Regions from separate parts of the Homo sapiens genome. Here region 1 is linked to region 2. The links are chromatin loops, found by intact Hi-C in ENCODE. Cell type or tissue: mesothelial cell of epicardium. All regions are shown on one strand. Links, peaks and the distances in the headings refer to the core of each region. The heading gives the core; the rest is flanking DNA.

Region 1 (4,386 bases), core at 188-4,187, 260 kb before region 2:
AGCAGGGAGTGGAGGGTGAAGGGAGGGGAGAGTGGAGGGGTGAATGGAGGGGGGTTTGGAGGGGTGAATGGAGGGAGAGTGGAGGTGAATGGAGCGGGGAGTGGAGGGATGAACGCAGGGTTCTGTGGAAGGATGAATTTAGGGGGTAGTGGAAGGATGAATGGAGGGGGGAGTGGAAGGGTGAATGGAGGGGGGAGTGGAGGGGTGAATGGAGCAGGGAGTGGAGGGATGAATGGAGCGGGGAGTGGAGGGATGAACGCAGAGTTCCACTGAAAGATGAATTTAGGGGGTAGAGGAGGGATGAATGCGGCGGGACAGTGGTGGCTTAAATGCAGTGGGTGGGGGTGCTGGTGTGTGTCTGGGAAGGGTACTGTGCTCTCTGCTCTTTGTAGCCACGTGTCAGGGTGCTTTCTAAGAAGGGTGCAGGCAGACACTGTTTTCTTCAGGAGAGAAGCTCCGAATGGGACGTAGGGAACACAGCCCCGGAGCCAGGAAGCACTGAGCTGCTCCCAGCCAGGCCCTGGAGGGTTGGCATCATTCGAGAGCTGAGGAGTGTCCCCCACCCCTCAGCTGCACTTGGGTCTCAGCTGGGATGAACTGGATGTGGACACAGTGCTGGGCAGGCGATTATCTTCATGGGCCTGGGCGCTCCTGCTGTTGTGGATAATTATCTTGGCAGTAAGGCTGGGTCCAGTAGTCGGGGTCTCAGAAGGGAAAGCAGGGAAGCCTGGGAGAGCAGCCAGGGAGAGGGGAGGCCTGAGGGGAGGGCCTGCCTGGGCCACTTTCCCTCTTTGAGTCCTGTTTCAGCCCCAGGTGCACAGGCTGAGAAAGACCAGTCCCACCAGGGCCTCTCGCTGGGGGCCACAGGGGCCCAGGCTACAGATGACTTCTGTCCTCTCCTGGGCTGGACAGGCCCGCACAGACCTGGGCCGCCACACAGAGGACACTTGTAGAACGGGGGAGCCGCTCTGCTCCAGCACCTGCTCCTGGAGGAAGCAGAGCTTGTCCTCACCTCCAGGAAGGCCCTGTTCCTGGCCGCAGGTGATCTCAGCTAACCCGTGGCTCCCGCTCACTTGCCCAGCTGTGCAAGCCTAGGCAGAAGAAGGCAGGAAGAGTGGGTGTCAGGGCCTGACTGTGGGGACCTGCATGTCTTTTGTGGTCTGTCATGGTGGGTCGCCAGTGGGAAGCCTCCTTTTCCCACTAGAGCCAATGCCCCAGTTCCAGGGCTCTGCGGGTGGCTTGAAGCTTTCACTGCCTGAGACTAGCAGCTAAGTACAGAAGCGCAAATGCAAAGGGGCATCAGGGTTCCCACGGTCTTTGCTCGCTGTGGAAAGCGGGGACGGGCGCTGACGCAGGCCAACTCCTACATCTTCACCAGAGCCCTGGACCAAATCCTGCAGAACGTAGGTTCAGCAGACAGCAGACCTGAACCCGTGTCCCTGAGGGTGGTCACAATCTCAGCCCCAGGTGGAGGCTGCTGAATGCCGTGGCTGCAAAGCAGGGCGCTGGGGCTGGGGGGTCAGCTGTTGGGGGGAGGGAGCCCTCTGACCCGCCCTGCACCCCTTTTTCCCTCCCTCCTCTCACCCCCTTGTTCCCAGAAGGGGGCACCTACACCTTCTACCTCTAGCTCCAGGCACCCACTCCGGCCTGCCAGGCCCCAAAACCTTGGCATCCTTGTCCTTAAGCCCAAGGGACCCGCTAGGCATTCCCTTGGCGCCACCACATTGCGTAGGGGGCCCCATGCCCTCCCCCCCGACCCTCTCTCCCCTACACAGTACTGCGAATTTTGTAATTGTTAGTACAGCTAGTGTCCTCATTTAAAACCTTCTAGCAGTACCAGGCTATAGTGGAAACAAAATCCCCTCCCCCGACACCCCAAATTCACACTCCTGCTGGGAGTTGTGGGAAGTGCCTGTCTCCCCGCTCCTCCCATCCCAGTCTCTCATGAAAACGTCTGACAGGTGAAAATACCATCTTCCGGTAGGGCCAATTTGCTCATCCCTGATTACGGCGGAGGTTCAGCATCTTGCAGTCAGCAGCCATTGGGGCTTCCTTTGTGCAGCGTGTCCGGCGGCCTGGCCCTTTCCTCGTTGACTGATAGTAGCCCTTTGTTGGGAGAATCGGCCCTTTGTTAACCACTGAGTTATCATGGGTTCTCCCCAGTTTGTTGCACATCCTTTGATTTTAAATATGTGGTCTAGGCAAAATGTTGCCATTTGTAATTTAATTAAATTTTTCAACAATGTTCCCTGTGGCTTCTGCTTTTTTGTTGTGCTCAGAAAAGCCTTCCGGATCCTGAGATCATTAAATAGTCTCCTGTGTTTTTTCCAAATTATGTTTGTGGTTTTGGGTTTTTGCATTTCTATTTCCGCTCCATAAGGAATTTATTTCCGTGTGAAGAGTGGGATCAGGATCCAACGTCATGTTTTTCCAGACACCAAGGCCGCCCAGTTGCTCCACCACCCTTTATTATTATTTTATTATTATTTTTATTTTTTTTGAGATGGAGTTTCGCTCGTTGCCCAGACTGAAGTACAATGGCGTAATCTAGGCTCACTGCAATCTCTGCCTCCCAGGTTCAAGCGATTCTCCTGCCTCAGCCTCCCAAGTAGCTGGGATTACAGGCATGCGCCACCACATCCAGCTAATTTTGTCCTTTTTTTTTAGTAGAGACAGAGTTTCACCATGCTGGCCAGGCCAGTCTCAAACTCCTGACCTCAGGTGATCCACCTGCCTCGGCCTCCAAAGTGCTGGTTATAGGCATGAGCCACCGTGCCTGGCCACACCCTTTTTTAAATGACATCCTTTCCCTCATGGATTTATTTATTTATTAATTAATTTATTTTTTGAGACAGAGTCTCGCTTTGTTGCTCAGGCTGGAGAGAAGTGGCACGATCTTGGCTCACTGCAACCTCCGCTTCCAGGTTCAAGTGATTCTCCCACCTCAGCCACCTCAGTAGCTGGGATTACAGCCACCCACCACCATGCCCAGCTATTTTTTGTATTTTTAGTAGAGACAGGGTTTCCCCATGTTAGTTAGGCTGGTCTCGAACTGCTGACCTCAGGTGATCCACCCGCCTCGGCCTCCCAAAGTGCTGGGATTACGGGCGTGAGCCACTGCGCCCGGCCCCTCGTGGATTTTAAATGCCCCATTAATCATATGCTAAATGATCACACAGACCTGCTCTGATGTGTGTGTCCAGTCAACTGCCCATAGCAAGATGTTCTATGATGGATTCTACTCTCTGGCAGGGCTAAAGCCCCCTTTTTTATTTTTCAGAATTTTATAGGCTTTTCATTCTTTTTTTATTGTAGTAAAATATATGTAACATAAAAACTACTATGTTTGCCATTTTTAAGTGAACAGTTGAGTGACATCAAGTGCATTCACATTGTTGTACAACCATCACCATCCTCCATTTCCACCGTCCATCTCTACTGTCCATTACCACCATTTATCCCCACCCTCCATCACCACCCACCATCTCCACCCTCCATCTCCACCGTCTATCACCACCCTCCATCACCACCTTCCATCTCCACCCTTCGTCCACCCTCCATCTCCATCTCCACCATCCATCACCACTCTCCATCACCACCCTCCATCACCACCCTCCATCTCCACCCTCCATCACCACCCACCATTTCCACGCTCCATCTCCACCATCCATCACCACCGTCCATCACCACCCTCCATTTCCACTGTCCATTACCACCATTTATCTCCACCCTGTATCACCACTCACCATCTCCACCCTCCATCCACCCTCCATCTCCATCTTCCATTTCCACCGTCCATCGCCACCATTCATCTCCACCTTCTATCACCACTCACCATCTCCACCCTCCATCACCCACCATTTCCACCCTCCATCTCCACCATCCATCACAACCATTCATCTCTGCTGTCCATCACCACCCTCCATTTCCACCCTGCATCTCCACCCTCCATTTCCACCCTGCATCTCCACCCTCCATCACCACCCTCCATCTCCACCCTCCATCACCACCCTCCATCGCCACCCTCCATCACCAACCTCCATCGCCACCCTCCATCACCACCCTGCATCTCCACCCTCCATCACCACCCTCCATCTCCACCCTCCATCACCACCTTCCATCTCCACCCTTCGTCCACCCTCCATCTCCACCGTCCATCACCACCATTCATCTCCACCCTTCATCCACCCTCCATCTCCATCCTCCATCACCACCCACCATTTCCACCCTCCATCTCCACCATCCATCACAACCATTCATCTCTGCTATCCATCACCACCCTCCATTTCCACCCTGCATCTCCACCCTCCATCACCACCTTCCATCTCCATCCTCCATCTCCACCGTCCATCGCCACCATTCATCTCCACCATCCATCACCACCCT
Region 2 (4,386 bases), core at 94-4,093:
TCTTTTCCCAAATTAGGTTTGTGCTGATACCCCTGGGACATGCCGGGATCTGATTGTAATTGCAGGTTTGGAAGTGGTGAGGTTGGTAGTGGTGGAGTGGGATGGAAATCAGCACCTGCTTGCAAAGTAACCACATCAGGTGAGGTCACAGAGAGGTCTTCAAACAATGCAGGACCAGACCCATCAAACAGGGGCTACTTCTCTTGGTGTGATTGTCAGGGTATGCAGCTCATCGCCCCCCTCCTGATTCTGGGGTCCAACACCTTCCCAGTCCATGCCCTGATTCTCACAGAAGAGACCTGAGGGAGGGTGAAAGTCCGGTCTACATTGGCATTCAGCAAACCTCCCAATAATGCCCTGAGGCTGACCTGAGGGCACACCAGACTCAACAGCCTTAAGAGAGAAGAGATTCTTTCAGTGATGATGGAAACCTTGTTCTCTGACCAGGCCTTGAGCTCAGCATTTGAAAAGCCCAACTGTGTCATCTTGTTTCCTGAGACTCTCCAGTGCAGCTCAGAGCAGCCACCTCAGCCCACAGGCCTGTGCCCCTCCTGCCCGCTGTACTGTGCTGCCATCACCAGACCCACACTGCACAGGAGCTTCACTCTAGGTGAGCACAGGTGGTTACTTAATTAACTGTCTCACCAGGTGCCACGGACTCCAAATATCCCTTCATCCTCATGGCCCCCAAACCCAACCAGGTCATAGAAACCATCCAGAATCTCACCCACCAAGGTCTGTTATCTGCAGTCACTTCTGGTGTCAAATACTGTAGGAGTCAGGATTCAGCTGTGGATAACAAAAACTTATCCTGGCTACTTTGGGTAGAAAGGGATTGAATCAAGGCAGAATGGAGAGAATTAAGGGCACTGTGACAGCAGGAAGAGCAGGGTTTCAGCTGGGCCTCAGCCACGGCTCTCACAGTGGTACTCCAGAATTGTCCTGCTGTGGTAGATTAGAAATGGCCACAGATCCTTTGCAGCTCCTGCAGTCAAGAAGTAGATCCATTTCGCCGCCTCCCCCGACCCCCTCATTAGGGACTGACTTGTGACTAGCTTTGACCAAAGAAGGTATTGAAAGTAAAGCTCTGGAGCTCCTGCTCTGGTGCTCTTGGAGAGCTGGGACAATGTGAACAAGTATTGGTGAGGCTAAGAAACTGGGTAAGTGTTGAAGCACCCCAGCCCCAAACCAATCAACTGATAAACCTGTGTGTGATGCCAATAAGAACCAGCTAGATCCCAGCTGACCCACCGACTAACTACAGAACCAACAGCTGAGCACAGATGCAAGCGTGAACCCAGCCAAGCCCAGCAGAACCATCCTGCTGAGCCCAGCCCAAATTGTCAACCCACAGAACCATGACCTGAATGCATGGTCATTGAGCTTTGGGATGATTCATTACACAGCAAAAAGATATCCAATGCGCCTCTCCAGGAAGCTTCCATTCCTGCCACAATCCAGAAACTGGGGAAACCATAAGATGCCCCTATGTTTGGCTCCAGGACCATATTCCCCTAGGCAAGACAAATAACAGCAAAATGAATATCCTATGACATGAGGTCTAGGGGTGAGACTCTGAGGCTTCTGTTACTGCCGCCTCAGAAATGCTGACCATCTCCCTGTCTGGGCTTGCTAGTGGAAAACGAGGGAAGCAACAATGACAGATTCTACCTCATTTTTCCCATCCAACTGTCACCAGAGGGTGTCTGTTGGAGGGGCACACTCCATGGAGCCCATGGCAGCTGCTTATCTAATCCACAGCCTCAACCCAGCCCTGTCAGTACTGAACCAGATTTTCATTTCCACCAGTTTGACTCATGGGCCTCACTTGGTCTGAATTTGGTGTGTGTATGTGTGGGGGGAGGGATGGGCTATCATTCGTGGTCCTCCTCAACAACCCCACCACAAAAGCACAGAAGCCACAAAGAAAGACTGACAGACCTGACTACACAAAAATTCCAAACTTCTGATCAGTTAAGAGAACCACAGTGAACAAACTGAGGGACGCTTCTTGCAACACACATCCCAAAACGATGGACAGATTCAACCATAAGCATTTAAGACTTTTACTCAGCAAAGACTCCACCAGGAACTCTGAATTTGCAAAAAAAATATATATACATTTGCAATATACATGATGGAAGAAATGACAGATTTATCCATGTAAAAATTAAAAATATCTCATGGCAAAAGACATTATAGACAAACATAGCCAGTGCAACCTGTTCTACCAGCTTGGGGTACAAATAAGGTCACATATTTTTGTTCTTCATAGGAGCCCCACCCACTCCCAGTGCTGGAAAGGGAACTCTATTCCCTCTCTGGGTGAGCTCACACAGAGCACAGCCTCTGTGCAGAGCAGCGCCACTGCCCCCACCGACATCTTCAGACGTGTTCGCTCTTGACACGGTACACCCACAGTGATAGAGCCATCCCTCAAAAAAACCTGCACACAGGCGGCTCCACAGCAACAGCTTGAAATGTCCGTCACTGGGGCACCGGGAGAATGTTCTGTGCACAGGTGCTTCCTGACAACGGAATCCTTGCTGTGGTTGGGAAGACTGGAGTGGACCCCTAGGCCCCAGGCAAAAGGCTGGTTTCTCCTGCCCAAGACGCCTGAACAGGCAGGGCCGAGAGCTCTGTTTATAACCCCAAGCGCCAGAAGTGCTGATTTTCTAAAATAAGGGTAAAATGCATAGCCAAGTTGGGAGGTCAGAAGGAGGGATGGGGCCAAATGCAGATGAGCCGATGTGGAACCGCAGGGGCAGGGCTGTCGGACCCAGCTGCGTCTGGGAGGTACTGGGCTCTGGGGACACAGCCAGGCCACAGGCTCTGCCCAGACAGGGACTGGAACTGGGCTCTGCACAAGGCTGGGCCTGTGAGGGTCTGTCCCGCAGGAAGGGGGACAAGAGAGGGCAGAGGCGCCCAGCAGGGGCACCCTTCCAGAGTTGGCATAGCATCCTTGAGAATCCTGTCTGCTCTGGGGAGGCTCATGTGCTTCTTGTCCATGTATGTGCTCACAGGACATTTGGAGACCAAATTCATGCCAAGGAGAGAGGTGCGGGCCTGGGACCTCTCCCCCTTGTGTGCAGGTGGGAGCTTCATGCTGAGTGACCCGGAAAGGGGTCAGGATGCTCTGTCAGCTCTGTGGCCATGGCCATCCATGTAGCCCTTTTATGCATTTCTTACCTGCAAAATGGGAATCATAAGAGTATCACCAGCAAAACACCTGTGGTGCTGCGGGTTAAGTGAATTATTTTTGCAAAGTTTTCAGAGCAAGATCTGGCATAGAGTGAACACTGTGAAGCATTTGTTAAAGGAATGAAGAAATATGACGTGGTTAGCTAGTCTCTGAGGCCGAGCTCTGGAGTAAAATTCCTTTCCCCATTCAGAGGAAAGGATCCACCCACTAAGAGGTGGGAACATCTACAAGGCATAGAGGTGCAGGGATGAGCTACACAGGACAAAACCGTTCCAGTATCCCATTCACTAAGCCCTCTCATTCTTTCTCAGCTACACCAGAGGTGTGCTGGCGTCTTGACCTCAGTCAGTGAGGGCCACTGAGTGCATGTCTCGGCTGTCTAACCAAGCAAACCAGTGACCCCTCCTCACTGGTGAGCAATCACCCACAGGCCAGCAGCTCCAATAAGGAAATACACATGGATAAGCGTGACCGGATCCACCCTTGGAAGCTGCTATGGACTGAATATTTGAATCCCCCCAAATGCATATGTTGAAGTCTTCACCTCCAAGGTGATAGCCTTAGGAGGTGAGTTGGGGAGGTGAATACATCATAAGGGCACAGCCTTCATGAGTGGGTTTAGTGCCTTTTAAAAGAGGCCCTAGGAAGCTGTTCACCCTTGGCCACGTGAGGACAGAGTGAGAAGGCACTGTCTATGAAGAACAAGCCCTCAACAGACACGGAATCTGCCAGCATTTTGATCTCAGACTTTCAGCCTCCAAAACTGTGAACAATAAATATCTGTTGTTTATAAACCATTTAGTCTATGGTAGCCTCTTAAAGCAGACCAAACAGACGAAGAGAGAAGCCATCCCCACACTCAACCCAAGAGTTTCTACCCATATGAATTTTGGGGTGTCAACCATCTCTCATTGGGTTTAGACTTTATATGTGTCCCCATGGGGCATGCTGGGCTCTGCCTTGAGTTACGAATCTAGAGGCAAAAAGGGATGCTGAGGCTGTTGTGAGAAGGGAGAATCCCCCAGCAAACAACTGCCTTGGGGGAGGTGATTACAGGGCAGGCATGAAGTTAGGGGGTGCATTCTGCAAGACTGCCCTTACTTCTGACACCCACTGTAGGTTTGGAGGGTTCCCAAGATCACTCTGTGGTTCAACAATTTACCAGAAGGGCCCACAGAACTCAC

What was found. Hi-C counts contacts between places; a loop is a spot of excess contacts. Peaks named below come from ENCODE experiments on the same cell type or tissue, not always from the same donor. Only the 100,000 strongest peaks of a DNase experiment are listed, where the experiment ranks them.
Region 1: a loop joins it to region 2, with 19 times the contacts of the local background. A loop is called at or near these places in 1 of 110 quality-filtered maps.

Annotation. Positions count from the first base shown.
Region 1 is chr14:104,855,339-104,859,724 of GRCh38, forward strand. No RefSeq gene overlaps it. Among named protein-coding and RNA genes, the nearest start is that of CEP170B, 7.7 kb to the right of the region's middle. RefSeq lists an enhancer at 558-1,059. In mesothelial cell of epicardium, for the core only: no CTCF peak of the experiment used is centred there; no DNase peak of the experiment used is centred there.
Region 2 is chr14:105,116,874-105,121,259 of GRCh38, forward strand. No RefSeq gene overlaps it. Among named protein-coding and RNA genes, the nearest start is that of LINC02298, 25 kb to the left of the region's middle. RefSeq lists an enhancer at 2,709-3,208. In mesothelial cell of epicardium, for the core only: no CTCF peak of the experiment used is centred there; DNase peaks (open chromatin) are centred at 1,278, 2,308, 3,058, 3,468 and 1 weaker place.